Linked DNA regions of Mus musculus: region 1 is linked to region 2. The links are chromatin loops, found by intact Hi-C in ENCODE. Cell type or tissue: heart. All regions are shown on one strand. Links, peaks and the distances in the headings refer to the core of each region. The heading gives the core; the rest is flanking DNA. Region 1 has its middle 19 kb from the start of Rapgef1. Region 2 overlaps Ak8 (adenylate kinase 8).

Region 1 (8,333 bases), core at 15-8,014, 850 kb after region 2:
CATCCTCTCTCCTGTGTCTGCTTCAACAAAACATTCCTTCACAAGTCTGCCTTAGCTTTTCACACCTGTGTTGTGGGAAACCACATGTGCCGTTGCAGAGTGGCACTGACTACTGCTGGCCACCATGCATAAGTTTGGACAAACAACCAATGTGTACATATGCAGTAAAGTTTTGCAAAGACACTGCCTGGCCCGGGCATGATAATGAGGCTTTGAGAGTATAACCAATCAGATGTGAGACATGCAAATGAGGTATGATAATGAGGCTCTGTGAGGTACAGAGAGAGAGAGTAGCCAATCAGATGAGGAACATGCAAATGAGGCTTAGTGCATAACCAATCCGGGTGTGAGACACGCTTCTCCTAAGCCTATATAAGCAGCACCAGTTCTGGGCTCAGGGTCTCTTCGCCTCTGCAATCAAGCTCTCCCAATAAACGTGTGCAGAAGGATCCTGTTGCAGCGTCGTTACTGCTGGCCAGTCCTGCGCGCGCAAGACTGTGTCTATTTCAACGAAACGTTCCTTCATGTGTTTGCCCCAGCAAAACACCATCCAACCAACTTTCCAAAGAACCCTTAAGTTTCCATGTCAGTTTCTGTTAAGGTAAGAGCTCCAGCTGTTGGGTGTGGTTGAGTACTGAGCACTGGGCTTCTGGCTTGCTAGGCAAGCACTCCAATACTGAGCCGCATCCCCACCTCTTTGTTTTAAGCAGCTTAGCTCTTGCATTCTTTTTTTTTTAAAGATTTATTTATTTATTATATGTAAGTATACTGTAGCTGTCTTCAGACACTCCAGAAGAGGGCGCCAGATCTTGTTACAGATGGTTGTGAGCCACCATGTGGTTGCTGGGATTTGAACTCTGGACCTTTGGAAGAGCAGTCGGGTGCTCTTACCCACTGAGCCATCTCACCAGCCCCTAGCTCTTGCATTCTGCACACTAGCAAGACTCCACTTCCCCCTGCTTCTGGAAGCCCTCACGCACCCTTGAGCTTACAGGCTGTATATACGGTCTGGCATATCCTCCTTCACCCCTCTACAGAGAGAATATCTCGTATATAGTACAGATGTATCACCTGTCAATTAAAAAGCGTATGGCTTAGGCAGGAAATGGGAGGTGAAACAACCAGGGAGAGAGAGAATTCTGGGATACAGCCAGGTGGGGGATTCATCCGGGGATGTGACAAGATGGGCACATGGTACCTGAGCACTGGTAACCAGTCACGTGGCAGAATGTAGACTAGAATAAATGGACTATCTTAGGTTATATCTAGTCAGAGAAGAGCCTAGCTATAAGCCCAAGGTATTTGTAAATATATTTTGAGTCTGAGTCTTATTCCTGGAAGCATGGGGCTGAAAGAACCATAGAAGTGATTTCTATACTCTACTCTTTGCCTAGCTAAATCTTACCCAGCCTCTAGGCCTAGATCTCAAGGTCACCTCTGTCAGGAAGCCCTGGACCAGGCTGTGCAGGGTGTGCTTTGTGGCCCTGGCCTCCTTCACTGAACTCCAGTGCTCCTTTCTCCAATGTAACATGGCCTTCCCAGCAGGGAACCTACCTCCAGCATCTGTACCTGAATGAATGAATGAATGAATGAATGAATGAAGTAGCACTGCACTTGACACACTGGAGTGCTCCATCCCAGACATTAGGACAGTGCTTAGGGTTTCCAGGGAAGAAATGGTGCTCCCTGGGAAATGTGGTCTTTTAAAAGAGGATTCAAACCCCAATTCAGCCACTTCTTCCTCCCTGACCGACTCGCCTATGATAAAAAATACATATATCACAGGACTTAGGGGGAAATTAACCATGATACTCCAATCCCAAGCAAGGCCAGTTGATCAATTTTTTAAGAGCAACAAATGTTAATTTTTAAAAAGCTATTCTAAATCTAAAACATGTTTTACATCTCTCTGACTTTTTTTGTAAGCAATCCTCTGTCTGCCGGAGTTCATAATTCCTTCTCCATGACATTCCCTTCAAAATAACATTTCCAATTTATAATTTATTGGGTTTTCCCCCTTGAGTTAGACATCTCCCAGTCTTGATCTCAAGAATGCAATCAACAGAATTAATATTTAAGTCTAGAATGATCTCAATGTGAAGTCTAATCTCCAGGAATTGCCTTCTCAGGACGATGTTGAGGCCTCCAACACTCCAGATGGGGCAGCTTTGTAACTCACTCCAGGGCTGGAGGAGCAGAAGGACTCCCATATCACCCCTGCCCTCCACAGCTGAAACCCAGGAGGAAAACTGTCACTAGCCACCTCTTGGGTGACCTCACAGACCATGACAGCACCCCCTTGTAATGTCCACCATCGCCAAAGAACCCCAGTCTCCTTCGCCAAACCCACCCCTCTACCCACAGCCCTCCACGCAGAGGGCTCAACCCTTCCACAGGTATGGTCGGTGGCTTGGTCCACTGTGCTCCCAGCCCAGAACGGTAGGCACTCAGTTAATGCCTGTTTAATAAATGGACTGACTCTGTGTACGGACATAAGAAGCTATGCCGAATCTGCCCCAAACTAGAGAGTCTCGCTCTAATAAACATTCTGCTCTTTGAGTTTCTGTATACAGCCTTTCACTATAGTGTGCAAATGTGTGTTTAAGAAAGTCCCTGGGGGCTGGAGAGATGGCCCAGGGGTTAAGAGCACTGGCTGTTCTTCCAGAGGTCATGAGTTCAGTTCCCAGCAAGCACATGGTGGCTCACAACCATCTGTAATGGGATCCAATGCCCTCTTCTGGTGTGTCAGCAACAGTGTACTCATATACATTAAATAGAAAAAATAAGTAGCCGGGCATGGTGGTGCACACCTTTAATCCCCGCACTTGGGAGGCAGAGGCAGGCAGATTTCTGAGTTCGAGGCTAGCCTGGTCTACAAAGTGAGTTCCAGGACAGCCAGGGCTACACAGAGAAACCCTGTGTCGAAAAAACAAACAAACAAACAAACAAACAAACAAACAAAAAAGTAAGTAAGCAAGTAAGTAAGTAAGTAAGTAAGTAAGTAAGTAAGTAAGTATTTGCACTCTTGTTCTTTAGAGCAGAGCTACAGGAACCCGCAATGATCTGGTTTTATCTGAACAGCTCACTTAAATCCTAGAGCATCCACCTCTATCCAGTCTTCTTCATCATAAAGGCCTCACCTTCCTTAGTTTTTAGACTTTGTGATTATGATGTGTGTGGAGGGGCAGACGTCTAAGTGCCACCGAGCTCACTTGCAGGCAGAAGACAACCTCCGGGAGTCAGTCCTAGCTTCCACCATGTTTGAAGCAGTGTTTCCTAAAGTCTGCTGTTGCATACACCCATGCTGGACAGAGACGTCCTGAAGGTTCTTCTGTCTCTGCCCCTCATCTCCATGTGGAAGGACTTAGATTACAGATGTGTGCTGCTGTGCCCAGCACTGTGGATTCTTGGGTCCTGGACTTCTTACTTTAGTCACCACGCTATCTTCCCCAGCTCACTAAGGGTTTCTTATTTGTGAGGGTTTACTTACCCATTTATTTTGTCTGTTTGCTTTGGCTTGGGGTTTTGTTTTAGACAGGGTCTCATGTAGCCTAGGCTGGACTTGAACTTGCCATGCAGTCAAGGATGGCTTGAGCTCCTGATTCTCCTGCCTGCATCTGAGGCAGGTGTGTGCATCGATGACTGAAGGTGTGCACCACTCAGAGCCTCATAGAGGGGGTCTCATCAAAATATAAGACTGTCGTGTATCCTGGCAGTAGATCACTTGATTAGCATGTACCAGGCCTGGAGTTCCTAAAGTCTGCTGTTGCATACACCCGTGCTGGACAGAGACCTTCTGAAGGTTTTTCTGTCTCTGCCCAGTAACATCTGCAGTAACATATACACACACCACCACCACCACCATCACTACCACCATCACCAAAACCAACAACAACGTAGGCAAGTCAAATCCAACCAGGGACACCTGAGAACTCCTAGGTTTGTCATCACAGGGTACTGGTCATGGGAGAAGGACTGGATGGTGATGGTGGTTTCTTGGGGGAAATGTGAAGAGTGAACTCCAGACAAAGACAGGGTTAGGGAGGAACTGAGAGCTTGTGGTAGAAAGGGTTTGTGTACTGGGCTGGGAAGGATCCAGCATCAGGATGGTGAGCACAGGAAGAGAACCAAGGGGGACAAGAGAGAGTACACCTTGGGGGCCAGGATCACCATATAGATTTCATTCTAAACTCTTTTCTCAGCTAGGCATGATGGTGCACACCTTTAATCCCAGCACTCAGAAGGCAGAGGCTGGCAGAGCTCTGTGAGTTCGAGGCAAACATAGTGAGATCCAGAACATCTGGGGTTTCTAAACAAACAAACAAACAAACAAACAAACAAACTCTTTTCTCATTGTTCATGCTGGGATTCTTGGAGCAACCAAAAGCCAAAGCTATCAGAGTTTGTCTTTAATGTGAGTCTATGTGCTAGTGTGTAGTATGTAAGTGCCTTTTGTGGTCGGTGTGTGTTCATGTACATGCAAGAGTGTGTGTGTGTGTGTGTGTGTGTGTGTGCGTGTGCGTGTGCGTGTGCACATGCACATGGTGAGCCCAGAGACGGACTTCCTGCATCTTCCTCAATCACCCTCCGCTTTATTTGCCTAGATAGGTCTCGGTGACTCTACAGTCCACCACCTCAGCTGACCAGACAGTGAGCTCCAAGAACCTGCCTGTCTCTGCTGTCCTAGTACTGAGATCTCATACAGTCATTACCACTTCTGGCGTTTTATGTAGGTATGCTAGATATCCAGACTTAGGTCTTTGTGCCTATGCAGCAGAAACGTTACCAACTGAGCCACCTCCCTAGTTCCTTGTTTGTGGTCTCATGTAGTCCAGGCTAGCCTCAAACCTGGTGTGTAACTGAGGCTGGCTTTGAACTTCTGACTCTCTTGCCTACACTTGCCAAATGCTGTTACAGGTGTGTGCCTTCATCACAACAGGGTTATAATTGGGATTTCTTTCACACGAGTTTGTGGGGTGATACTTGGTGGGGGTGATACCTTTACAAACATGCCCATGATCTTAACACTTAGAGAGAAAGGGTGTTCCTGGATTGGTTTATTGATCGACTAATGGTTAGCTGGTCATCTGATGCTAATAGATTAACCTGATCTCATGCAGAGAAATGAGTTCCTTCTTTCTGGTGGGCATAGAGTCAGCAGAGGAAGGGGGACAGGTTGGAGCAGGTGTCTGTAGAAAGCAGTGAGCTCTCCTTCAGAGTCTCACTGCAGGCCGAATGGAAGGGGATGGGATGTATTTACCAGGAAAGTAATGTGTCTCCTCATGAAACTTTAACCCCAGCAGAATGGATGCTGCTTACTATGGTTGCTGATACACTGGGGTCAAAATTCACCCTTCCTAACACACCACAGAAACTGCTCAAAATGTGGAATTTATTAAAATAAAATGAATTTATCTTTACACTCAGAAGGAGACACTGGGCAAGGAGACCCACATCAGATGAAAAGGTATGCAGTCTCGCAGCCTGCACTTTCTTTTCTTGCCTCGGGATCAGTTCTGTTCTCTTACTTGTTAATAACAAACTCGCTTCCCTCGGGCTCCAGTGACCTGTCTCTGGGATGCCCGTGATCTTCTCAGTGTTGATTCCTTTGAGAAACATCACAGATTGGGTGCAGACAAGGCCTGGGGAGACGGTGGTGGCCGTGCAGAGAAACCCCAAAGAGAAGGTTCCGTGCTGATTAGGAGAGGAACCTGAGGGACAGTTGGAGCTGCTGAAGTTGTCATCAAAGCCCTAAGCAGGGCAAAATTAAGATTTAATGGACAATCTGAAGGAAGGAAACAACAACAACAACAACAACAACAACAAACCCCCAAAATAACAGATAATATGGGGAGCACTTGAAGCTGGAGAAAAATCATTTAAAGGTTGAAAAAAAAGTCTTTGCCCAAAAGGGGAAAGACACATTGAATGCACTATCTAAAAATATAAATGGTTCCAGAATGGTTTTCATAAAATATTTAGGACAAGGAGGGGCCTTAGGAATTATCTAGTCTGGTGGTTTAGAATTTTTTTTTGTTGTCGTGTTAATTTTAGCATCAGAACCTTTTTTTTCCCCCTTTAAGAATAAAATTGCAGAGTCTAGGAAGGCTGCTCAGCAGGAGTAGGGAGGGGCACTGGGCACCCACAGATCCATCTTCCTCTCCCATCCTTTCCACTCCAGCCCACTGAGGCCTCTTCGAAGAAGCTGCTATTGAACGCCCTGTCTTCCTCACTGTGCACCACAGAGCTGAAGGGAGCCTCCGAGATAAAGCCAACTAGGAGATCACTAGTCCTGAGAACCATAGCCAAGCCACATGTGTGCAAGCCTCAACTTTCCTGATGGCTGACCAGTGCTGTCCAGTGCCCCTTCCCGGGAGCTTGAGGCCCTACTGTGTGGGATGCATTGGAGGTCCTCGTCATGACCCCTGCAGGTCGGCTGGCCTCACTGCCTCTATCCCTTGCTGTCTGGCCAGCTTGAGCCTCTGCCTAGCACGAATAGTCAAGAAGTCCTCACGACTGGAAGTAAAATATGCTAAGAGCGAAGTGCACAGAGCAAGGAGCAGGGCATCTGTTAGGCACCGACCCTGCTTCCATCCACACCTTAGGTTCCTCAGAACGAAAGGGTTGAAGGTGCTGGAAGCCACTAATGTCCATCCTGGAATAAGTGCTCACTGGGCATGTTAACTAACTTAACTAACACAGTTACTAGAACAGGAGGAGGGTGGCGTTATTGCTAGTTTACAGCTCTTTTTTTTTCTGTTTATTTTTATTTATGTGCGTTGTTATTTTGCCTACATGTATGCCTGTGTGAGGGTATCAGATCCCTTGGAACTGGAATTACAGGTGTGTGCTGCTACGTGGGTGCTGGTAATTGAATCCAAGACCTCTGGAAGAGCAGTGTTCTTAACTACTGAACTGTCTCTCCAGCCACCCATAATTGCTATTTTAAAAGTGCAGAACCATCCACAGAGAGTTTGAGTGGTTTTTCCAGTATCAAGCCACTAACTGACCCTGACTGGTTCTCTGGATCCCACCCTGGCACCAGGTGGGGTCTGGGTGCACTCCAGGCCACTCAGCAAGAAACATGAAAGGCACATTCTCCTGGGTCCTCTCCCAGGGGCCCTGGCACCGAGCCCAGTGGGACATTGCTTCTGTGGACTCTGCTGCCCTCTAGTGGTTCCACCCACTTCACTCGGCCAGCTGCCAGCCCCATCTGGACGGGGACTGACCATCATCATCCAATTTGATCTTAGGATCATCCAGAATGTGGACCACACAAGGACCTTTAGCCCAGAACAGATGTCAGCCACAAAGTGGAGCAGCCAATAGGGTACTCCCAGCACTAGAAATGAGGCTTGGGTGGCAGCAAGTCAGGGAATATCCTAGAATCTTTATTCAGATGACTTGACTGCTGTGTGTGTGTGTGTGTGTGTGTGTTTGCCCACGGATGCTGTTGTGTGTCAGGACCACGTAGAAAAAGCAGAAGATGGTGTCCTTGAATGCATTGTGCACCTTTTTTTTTTTTTTAGAAGAGCAAAAGCAACCCTGAGGCGGGGTTAGAAAAATGCACAATTCTTTCCAGATCTGCTTTACAATCCCATACAGCATCTTTGCACACTGAAGCCCAGGGACAGGCAGGCGTGTACCTGACACGGCTACTCAGAAAACACGGGGTTGCACCTGGAAGAGTGAATCCTTTCCCTTCTACCTGTCTGGGTATGAGCAGGCTCTCTCATGACAGTACAGTGACAGAGGTCCATTCTCTGCCTCCTCTCAGTTCTCAGTTCTCTGGACAGTCATCCAGGACATCTACTGTAAAAAAATCCTCTCCGGAGCCACCCACCCACTGTGCAACAGCTGGAGGCAGCCTGCCAGAACTCTCCTGAACCCTCCCCCTGTGTCCGTGTCGAGTGGACTATTCTGGGGTGTAGTGACACTCCTGGAACCCCTGCTCCACCAGCTAGTATTACTGGCCTCAGGAGCCTTGCATGGGTAAAACCTAGACCCAGTTAAGGCTCTGGCTAGCTGCCCACAATGCCAACTGCAACAGCACCTGGGCTCGGGGGTGCCTGAGCTTAGAGAACCCCCTTATATGACCCAAAGATACAAAGTGGACATCTCTGGAGTGACCAGGCAGCCCTGAAGGCTGTGCCCATAGAGATCATGGAGTGAGCACAGACGGACAAAGAGATGCCCATGGGCCCCAGGAGAAATGGTCTCAGCAGAAGGCTGCACAAGGCAGACACAGTGGGTCAGACACACTGAGGAACTGGGAGGAGGTGGAGAAGGGGTAGCTGCCAGGGGAGTTAGCAAAGCCTATACTTAGTGGGGTT
Region 2 (8,333 bases), core at 80-8,079:
ACGTGGTCTGGCAGTACCTAGGAGACAAGCCTGGCAGCACACCTGTGAGGGGTTGTCTCATTCATGGTAATTAATGCAGAATGGCTCACCTTACCGTGAACCGTGAACCGGAACAGTCCCTGGCTGGGACCCCAGACTGTGTAAGCAGAAGAAGGGAGCTGAGTGGCAGTGTGCGTCCATTGCTTTCTGCTTCGTGAGTGTGGCTGTGATGTCACCAGCTGTCTTAGTCAACTTACTATCGTCATGATGAGACACCATGACCAAAGCAACTTGGAGAGGAAGGGTTTTATTTGACCTATGCTTCCACATCACTGTTTATCATTGAAGGGAGTCAAGACAGGAACTCAAACAGGGCAGGAACCTAGAGGCAGGAGCTGATGCAGAGGCCATAGAGGGCTCTGCTTACTGGCTCTTCCCCATGGCTTGCTCAGCCTGTTTCTTACGGAAGCCAGGACTACCTACCCATGGATGGCCCCACCCACCATGGCGGGGCCCTTTAACATTAACCACTAATTAAGAAAATGCTTGCTGCTAGATCTTTTGGAGACATTTTTTCAATTGATGTTCCCTCCTTTCAAATGACTCTAGCTTGTGTCAAGGTGACACAAAACTAGCCAGGGCAAGCTATTTCAATCTCCTGCCATGATAGGCTGTACCTTGACCTATGAGTCAGAATAAACCGTTTCTTCTGTGAGGCAGATCCCATGAAAAGGCAGCTCTTAGAGCAGCAGGGGCCACAAAATAGAGATTTGAGGTCTGTCTGACATCACAGTCTTCCAGGACTGGGGTAAAACACCCAAAATGTCCACATCTTGGTGGTAGACCTGTGAGATGGATTCTCAGATCTTGTCCAAAATGAGTCCTCTGCTGAGCAGAGGCACAAGGCAAAAGGCCCCTCCCTCTCCCGAAAGAGGCTCTGTCATTTACAGTCTGAAGGTCCCTCTCAAATGCTAAAGGACAGGCACACTCTATCACACTTTAAATTCAGAAGAGGGAGATCACAGCTGCTCCTTACAGTGTGTGTGTGTGTGTGTGTATGCATGTATGTGTGTTTACATGTGTGAGTATATGTATGTATATATGTATGTATGTATGTATCCAGAGGGGAACACGTGTGTATGTGTGTACGCATGTGAATGTGGGTATGTATGTGTGTACTATATATGTGTGTATCTGTATGAGTGCATGTGTATGTATGTGTGTAAGTGTGTGTATGTATGTGTGTCTCTGTGTATGTATATGTGTGTACTGAATATGTGTGTATGTATGTGTGCATGTGTGTAAGTGTGTATGTGTGTAAGTGTGTATGTATGTATGTCTCTGTGTATGTATGTGTGTATGTGTGTACTGTATATGTGTGTATCTGTGTGTGTGTGTGTGTGTGTGCATGTGTGTGTACAGGAGTCTATGCAGGCATTTTAGATTCCTAGTCATATTCCAGTACCTCAGCCCTGAGTGCCAACAGCAGTCCTGGGAATGTGGGAATACTAAATTATGAATTTTTCCAAAGATTATCAGGACCCACAAGATACAGAGAGTTGGATTATCCAGGCACAGAGAATTATAAAAACAGAGAGACTGTCAAGAACTTTGTCACGTGACTGTAATCACAGCACTGCGGCACAGGGGGGGGGTCAAGAGTTCAAGGTCATTCTTAGCTCCGTAGCTTAAATTGGGGGTTTTGGTTTTGGTTTGTTTGTTCTTATTTTGTTGTTGTTGTTTGCTTTGCTTTGGTTTTGAGACAGGGTCTGTAGACCAGGCTGACATTGAACTTGGAAATCCTCCTGCCTCCTCCTTCCTAGTGCTAGAACTAAAGGTGTGTGCTACCGCAGCTGCCACTGCTGCCACTGTGGCCACCTGGCCCACTACCACTAGCTTATAGCTTAAGTTTGAAGCCAGCCTGGAGCTACATGAGAATGTGTAGCCAAAAAAGAAAAAAAAAAAAAAAAGTAAAAAGACAGATTGGTGACATTGTGGCCCAGAAGCTCCTGGGATCCCTGAGCTGATTGGCATCCGGGACCCATGTGATGCTGTAAGCACCCATAAGCACTCTGCTCGCTCCCGCTCCCAGCCTCCTAGTCACCTTTCCCGTCGACAGGGCCTCCTTGCTGTGGCAGGCTCAGGCCCTCTCGTCCCCCTGCTTGCCATGCATACACCAGAGCCCCACAGCTCTGTGGTCCCTGCCGCCCTGCAGCCCTGTCACTGGCTTAGCAGGGTGGGTCCAGATGTCATCTGCCCCCCATGGAACCACTTCCTCCAGTCCCCCACTGGGCTGCACGCTGTTGTGTCCCAGCTGTGACCTCTGCGGACTTGGTGATATTCTCTCTCTGTCCTTGCTGCCAACACCTCTCGCCTCTCAAATCAGCAGCAAATTAATAAGTGTACTATTCATTCTCCCAACTTCCCACATTTTCTGGGCGAAGGACTCCAGGGCTGCATCTTGGCTTGTCGTCAATCTCTTGATCCCAGCTCTAGGTGACAGTGCCACAGAGGGCCAGCAAGCTGCTTATCCTGTGCCCTAGACTTTGAAACATATAGCTCTGACCTCCCATTCTGACTTGAGCTTCAGCACACACAACAAATTTATTCCCTAGGGTTCCACGTGCGTCATTCTCCTCTGTTACAGCCTACGGGGCTCAGTCTGCCAGCCGGGGGTCTAGCTAGCATCAAGCACATTGCCTTTCCTGAGGGGCTCCTGGCGCTTCCACCTGGGTACGAAATGAGCAAAAAAAAAGGATCCCAGACTTTCAGAAAAGCAAGTTCTCCAGCGTTTCTAGATCATTTAAAATCAGATCTCATCAGCACCGACCCCTCCTCTGCCTCTGTGGAAGCCACAGCCCATCCAAGGCTCTTTCCTGAAAACCAAGTGCAGAGCTAAGAGGTCTCAGGGCGAGCTCACAGAGCAGCCATACCTCCAGGTGCTGTGGCTCCTTCCCCTGGCTCCGTTCCTACCAAAGGTTTCTGTTTCTCTGGACTTTCTGAATTCCAGGGATCGGGAACTTCCTCAGGAAAGGGGCCAGTGTGTCTTTGCCACCTGAGGGTCTGGCTCTCTAACCACAGGGCAGCCCCTCACCCGCTCACGAGGCTGTGCAGACTCACCTGGTTGGAGAGTATACCCTGCCTTTCTTGGGGGAGGGAGATGGGGCTCATTTCCAGACTGTGACATGCCACTGCGTCACCTCCATTCAGGAGGGTGGTGTTGACCCCTGATCTAGTCAGCAGTCTCATTCTTGGATACTGTTTGGGTTTTCCATGGAGGAGATTAAAAACAGCCAAAGGGCAGGGTGTGGTGGTACACAGCATTGATCCCAGCACTCCAGAAACAGAGGCAGGTGAGCCTCTGAGAGTTCCAGGCCAGCCAGGAGTGAGACTCTTGTCTCAAATGAAAATAAAACACCAACAAAAATCAGCCAGAGGCCTAGCTTGTCTTTGGATCTAGCCTTTGCCTTAAATGCGTAGTGGATTTATCTTGAGCTGTCTGCTCACGGCAGGCGTGGTCCCTTCAGGACCCTGCAAGGCAGGATGTGTCTCTTCAGTGGGGCTCATTAGCCCTGGGTTCTAGCTTTCCCATCTCCTGGCTCTTCAGGAAGAGCGAGCTAGAGCTATCCTCCACAGCTCTGCCTCGCTGGCTCTCGGCAGGCTTGCCATGGCTTCTCCTGCAACCCAGCAGTTAATGCAGCCTTCTTGTAGGAAGGCCCACCTTCCTTGTCGCGTCCCAGGCCCCTGCCCGTTTCCAGGGGAAACTGCAGCGATTTAATTGGCATAATAAAAATGGCAGTCCTAGTGTGTTTTGTTAGGAAAAGATCATTACCTAAAGTTACCGGCATTGTCTCCCACACAGCCTCTATTTCCTAAACATGTCTGCCTGGTAAGGTCCCTGGAGGTCTCATAGAATCCAAACAGAGGTGGGAGGTCTGACGGAGATCTGAGACCCTCACCTGAACAATCACCTAGCAAAACTAGCTAACAGAGCTTAAGCACACCATACCAGCCCATGCCAGCCCAAACAGGGATGGTTACAGCGATCCTGAGAGCATTCTGCAAGTCCCCGGTCCCAGGAGGCAACCTGCATCAGAGCCTAGTTGCAACGACTCATTTTGTTAAAACCGGGGAATTAATATTCTCACCGCTAAATGCACACGAAAGAGTCAACAATAGGCTGCTCTCTCCCCTTTTGTTTAAAACTTGCAAAGAGCTGCGGAGTTGAAAGACCACGCAAAGCCCGCGTCTGAGGAGGTAAGAGGATGCCGAAGCCTTGTTTGGAGCTTGTGCTTGCTGCAAGCTGCTTCCCGCCGAGGGGAGACCCTGGGGGACCTCTGCCCGCTCCCAGCCGCCTTGCAGTGGGCTGTGTTTGTACTCGCTGAAGACAGCGCAGGCCTCTCTAAATAATTTACCAGATGATTAATAGACTCACAGGGGCATAATTAGTGGAGGAGAGACAGCGGGCACAGTAACCGGCACACGCTTGGGGGAACAGCCAGCCTTTATTTTTCTACAGAAATTTTCTAGGGTGCTGGGCGTTTGAAGCTAAGTTGGGAAGAGCTCAGCGCCTCTTCGCTTTTGAAGTGGAAATAGGACAGTTTGAATCCGTCGAGTTTAATTTTTCACAAGCTTTAGGGGCCCCGCAGAGTAACTTCCTTTTTATTATTGAAAAAAAAAACCCACATTTTTCTTTCATTTTTCTGTGAGTGCACACCCACCCACCCCTCTTCTCGGTCTCTCGAGCGCGAGCACGCACACGAGCGCGCGCGCGCACACACACACAGAGGCGCACCCATACACTGAGTCTTAAACACACTAATTTACTTTTCTATTCAGCATGGGCTGCCTCCCCTAGGTATGTCGACCCATGTCCCCCAGTCCTCCCCCTGCCCCCAGGCCCCCAGCCAGAGGCCTTCTGGAGGGTGGCCTGAAGGTGGATTAATGGATGCCCCCTGTAATGTATGCATTCGCCAGGATCCCTCACCTCTGCCTGACAATGCGTTTGAAGTAGCTCCCTTTTTCAAATCAAACTTTTGACTTTTCTGCTGGGACTGCTACAAAGACTTCCTTATGGAAACTAGGTAGCTCACTTCCTCTCAGCCCAGTAGAACGTGGTGGCCAAGCTAGCCCAACAGGCCACTGGTATGAAAGTGCTGCTTGCATTTTGAGGGTCCAAGGGCCTGTTAGTGAGGATGGGTCTATAAAGGGGTCAGTACATGTGTGTGTCACCACCCCCAACCCCTGCCCTCAACAGGTTGTGCCTCTTGGAAGCCCAGTTGCTCATTTGTGGTTACTAGACTTTCCTTGCAAAGTGCACACTGTCTTTCTACGTGATCAAAATGACATCCAGTGTCACCAATGTCACCTTGCCACCACGAGCCAAGACATTTTCTGTTACGTGAGTAGTCCAGTGGGGGAAACTGAGGTAGCTGGAGATTCTCCATTCCTGAGTGCAAGCAGGAACAAGATGCCAGACAGCTCGCTGCCCCTGCTGCTTGGCACCCATCCCAGATTTCCCGCAGACTCCAAGCCTGCTTGCTGTGTATCAGGTATCCAGTGGATAACAAAACAAACCCAGACATTTCTAGGCAGTCCACGGAGACCCCAGACATGCAAAGTGTCCGCCGCCTCTGCTCTGACCAGAGTTTCTGGAAGCATCTCCTCTTTGGGGAGGGAGGGGGGCAAGGGGTGGGGAAGAGACCTCAGAGAGACATGAAACTGCGAGGCTCTCAGCTGTGAAATTGCCCTGGACAGGTTTTCCCTAGAAGCCCAGCCTGCCTCTCCCGGCAGGAAGCCCCGCTGTAGCATCTGGGTAGCCCCTGGCGTGGCTGGTGCTGCAGTCAAGCCACTCTCAGGCCTTCCCAAAGGCAGGGGTGGCTGGAAGCCCCTTTTCCTCTGGGAGTGTCCCCAGCTGATGGAAGCATCGTTGCATGGTTCTCGAGGGGGGGCCCCTGAAGCCTGAGCTGCTGAGGCCTCCTTACCTACAAACCCAGCTCAGGGGCACAGGGGGCAGCTAAGGAGCTCAGCACCAGCCAGCCCTGGGAGCCTGCAACTCCACACTTGTCTGTATTGCTCGGGGAGTGCCATTGTGGCAGCAAGGGGCAGTGGGTGACAGAAATCACTGAGTGCAGAGGGACCTGGCCAGGCTGGAGCTGAGGAGCGTGGGGCCTGAGAACAGAGAGGTCATCGCAGCCACGCGCAGGGATCCAGGGGCTGGGACTGAGGAGAAGGGACTCCATCCCTACCCTCGCCCGCCCTGACTTTGACCTTCAACTTCTGTCTCCTCCCAGAGACCTAAGCATTTACCTGCCTGTGTCTGCTCGTGGGTGGGGCTGGGTAGGCAAGGCCTCAGTGTCCAGCACCAGCATGCTCACAAGGACAGATCAGCTGATATCTGTGAACAAGAGAGTGGACACAGATGATGCAGCCCCTATGCTGGGGACAGAACCTGACCCTCTGACCTCCTGACCCCATAACCCCCTGACCCCTGGCCCCCTGACCCTCTGACCCCCAGCACCCAGATGTTACCCTCTGCTGCCTCTTTCTAAATGAGAAAGAACAAAACGGTGACTGCACAACAGTTGGATGTGAAGCCCAGTGATGCCCAGGTCCCACTCACTACCCTGCCGTGTAGTGACAGGGTCATCGCTATTGTGGTGGTGATATGAATACAGATGCATTTGATGTCCTGCACCTCTGGAGGTCAGAGGTCAATGTTGAGTGTCTTCCTCAGTCACTGATCCTGAAACTTACCAGTTAGGCTAGACTGGCTGGCCAGCGAGCTTCAGAGATCCATCCTGTCTGCGACTCACAGATGTGCACCGCTACTCACACTTTTATGTGGATGCTGGGATGTGAACCTAGGTCCTCACACTTGCACAGCAAGCACCTTACCCACCAAGCCATGTAGCCACCCCTTGTGGATGCATTTTGGATATCTTGTTCTTTTCCTGTGACAGCCACCTGTTTTGGATGCCTGGTCTCTATAGTAACCAGGAGCAGCCTGATACCCTCGTGGTCTGTTACCGTGTGGTAAGCTGGCCCACAATGGCCTAAGATGGAGGCTAGTTTATCACTGTCTTGATTTAGCATGAGGCTGTGGAATAGGGCCCCCATGGAGGGCTGGCCTCCACACTGTCCTGCCTTGGGGTTAGCCGACATGTCAATTCCTGAAGACTGCTGGCTGGTCTTCAGAGTCTTGCTTCTGGCTCTTCAACCCCTGGGCCTCTTCCATATGTCTTTGCTGGGGCTAGCATGCCCAACCCAGGTCTCTCATCGGTATGCTCTGTGCCTTGGGTGTGATAAGCATGGGACATGTGGGACTAGCCAGGCATCTCTCCCTGTAGTCCTATGTGGCTGGCTCTGTTTCTTACACATGTACTAACTTCAGGCTCCTCCAACCTTCCTATGCTGTGATTAGCTTCCCCTAGCACAGTGTGGACACACACACACACTGGTCGACCTGGTCTCACTTTCTCAGATCCTCTCAGGGACCATTAAAAATGTGAAGTGGGGGCTGGAGAGATGGCTCAGCAGTTAAGAGCACTGACTGCTCTTCCAGAGGTCCTGAGTTCAAATCCCAGCAACCACATGGTAGCTCCTAACCATCTGTAGTGGGATTTGAAGCCCTCCTCTGGTGTGTCTGAAGGCAGTAATAATGTACTCATATACATAAAATAAATAAATAAATCTTAAAAAGGGAGACAGAGGGAAAGGGAGAGGGGGGAGGTAAAGTGGGGTAAGACTAGCCGCTGAGTCCGAGTGCACGGTGTGGCCAACTGAGCATGTTCCCAAGTCTTATGTTGGGCTGCATGAAATTATAGAAGACAGAGACAAACTGAGACATCCCCCAGCTCTGGCTGTATCAGCACCAGCACCATGCGGTGTCATGTAAGAAGGCATCACAGAGCAGGGACTGATAAAAAGTAGTGGCAGGATGTAAGGAGTGAGAACCAGGGTAGACTCCAGAATCCACAGAGATCAAGGCTGACGTGCCGGTCTGGATAGGAAAGCATTGGCATTCCCTGCAGCTGCTGCCTTCCAAGCAGGTTGGTTCATTGTTAGGGAACATAGATGTGGGAATAGAGGCCTCTGGCAGAAGAAATTGTGCCATTTGCTGGAAAACAGATTTGCTGGAGATTCTTGTGGTAAATAAGCCAGACCCAGAAAGATAAATATAGACTCCTCCTCTCTCATATGTGGACTGCAGATTCATTTTTGAAAGTAGAATCAGTCAGACTGTTTGGGAAGGGGGGCCAGCAGAAGATACACTGATGGGTGTGGCTAGGCCACTATGCACTGATGAAGAAGGCATAATAAAACCCATAATTTTGTAAAAATTGGTTTGCACT

The links. A loop is a pair of places that touch in the nucleus more often than their neighbours do. Peaks named below come from ENCODE experiments on the same cell type or tissue, not always from the same donor. Only the 100,000 strongest peaks of a DNase experiment are listed, where the experiment ranks them.
Region 1: it touches region 2 in a loop (26-fold over the local background); 4 of 42 quality-filtered maps call a loop at or near these places.

The regions. Positions count from the first base shown.
Region 1 is chr2:29,596,987-29,605,319 of GRCm38, forward strand. No RefSeq gene overlaps it. Among named protein-coding and RNA genes, the nearest start is that of Rapgef1, 19 kb to the right of the region's middle. In heart, for the core only: a CTCF peak has its summit at 7,171 (motif pointing left); a DNase peak (open chromatin) is centred at 7,165; H3K27me3 peaks cover 653 bases.
Region 2 is chr2:28,747,090-28,755,422 of GRCm38, forward strand. The region is part of intron 10 of Ak8 (adenylate kinase 8); the gene reads left to right. Among named protein-coding and RNA genes, the nearest start is that of Mir3088, 18 kb to the left of the region's middle. In heart, for the core only: no CTCF peak of the experiment used is centred there; no DNase peak of the experiment used is centred there; H3K4me3 peaks cover 1,613 bases; H3K27ac peaks cover 299 bases; H3K27me3 peaks cover 6,063 bases.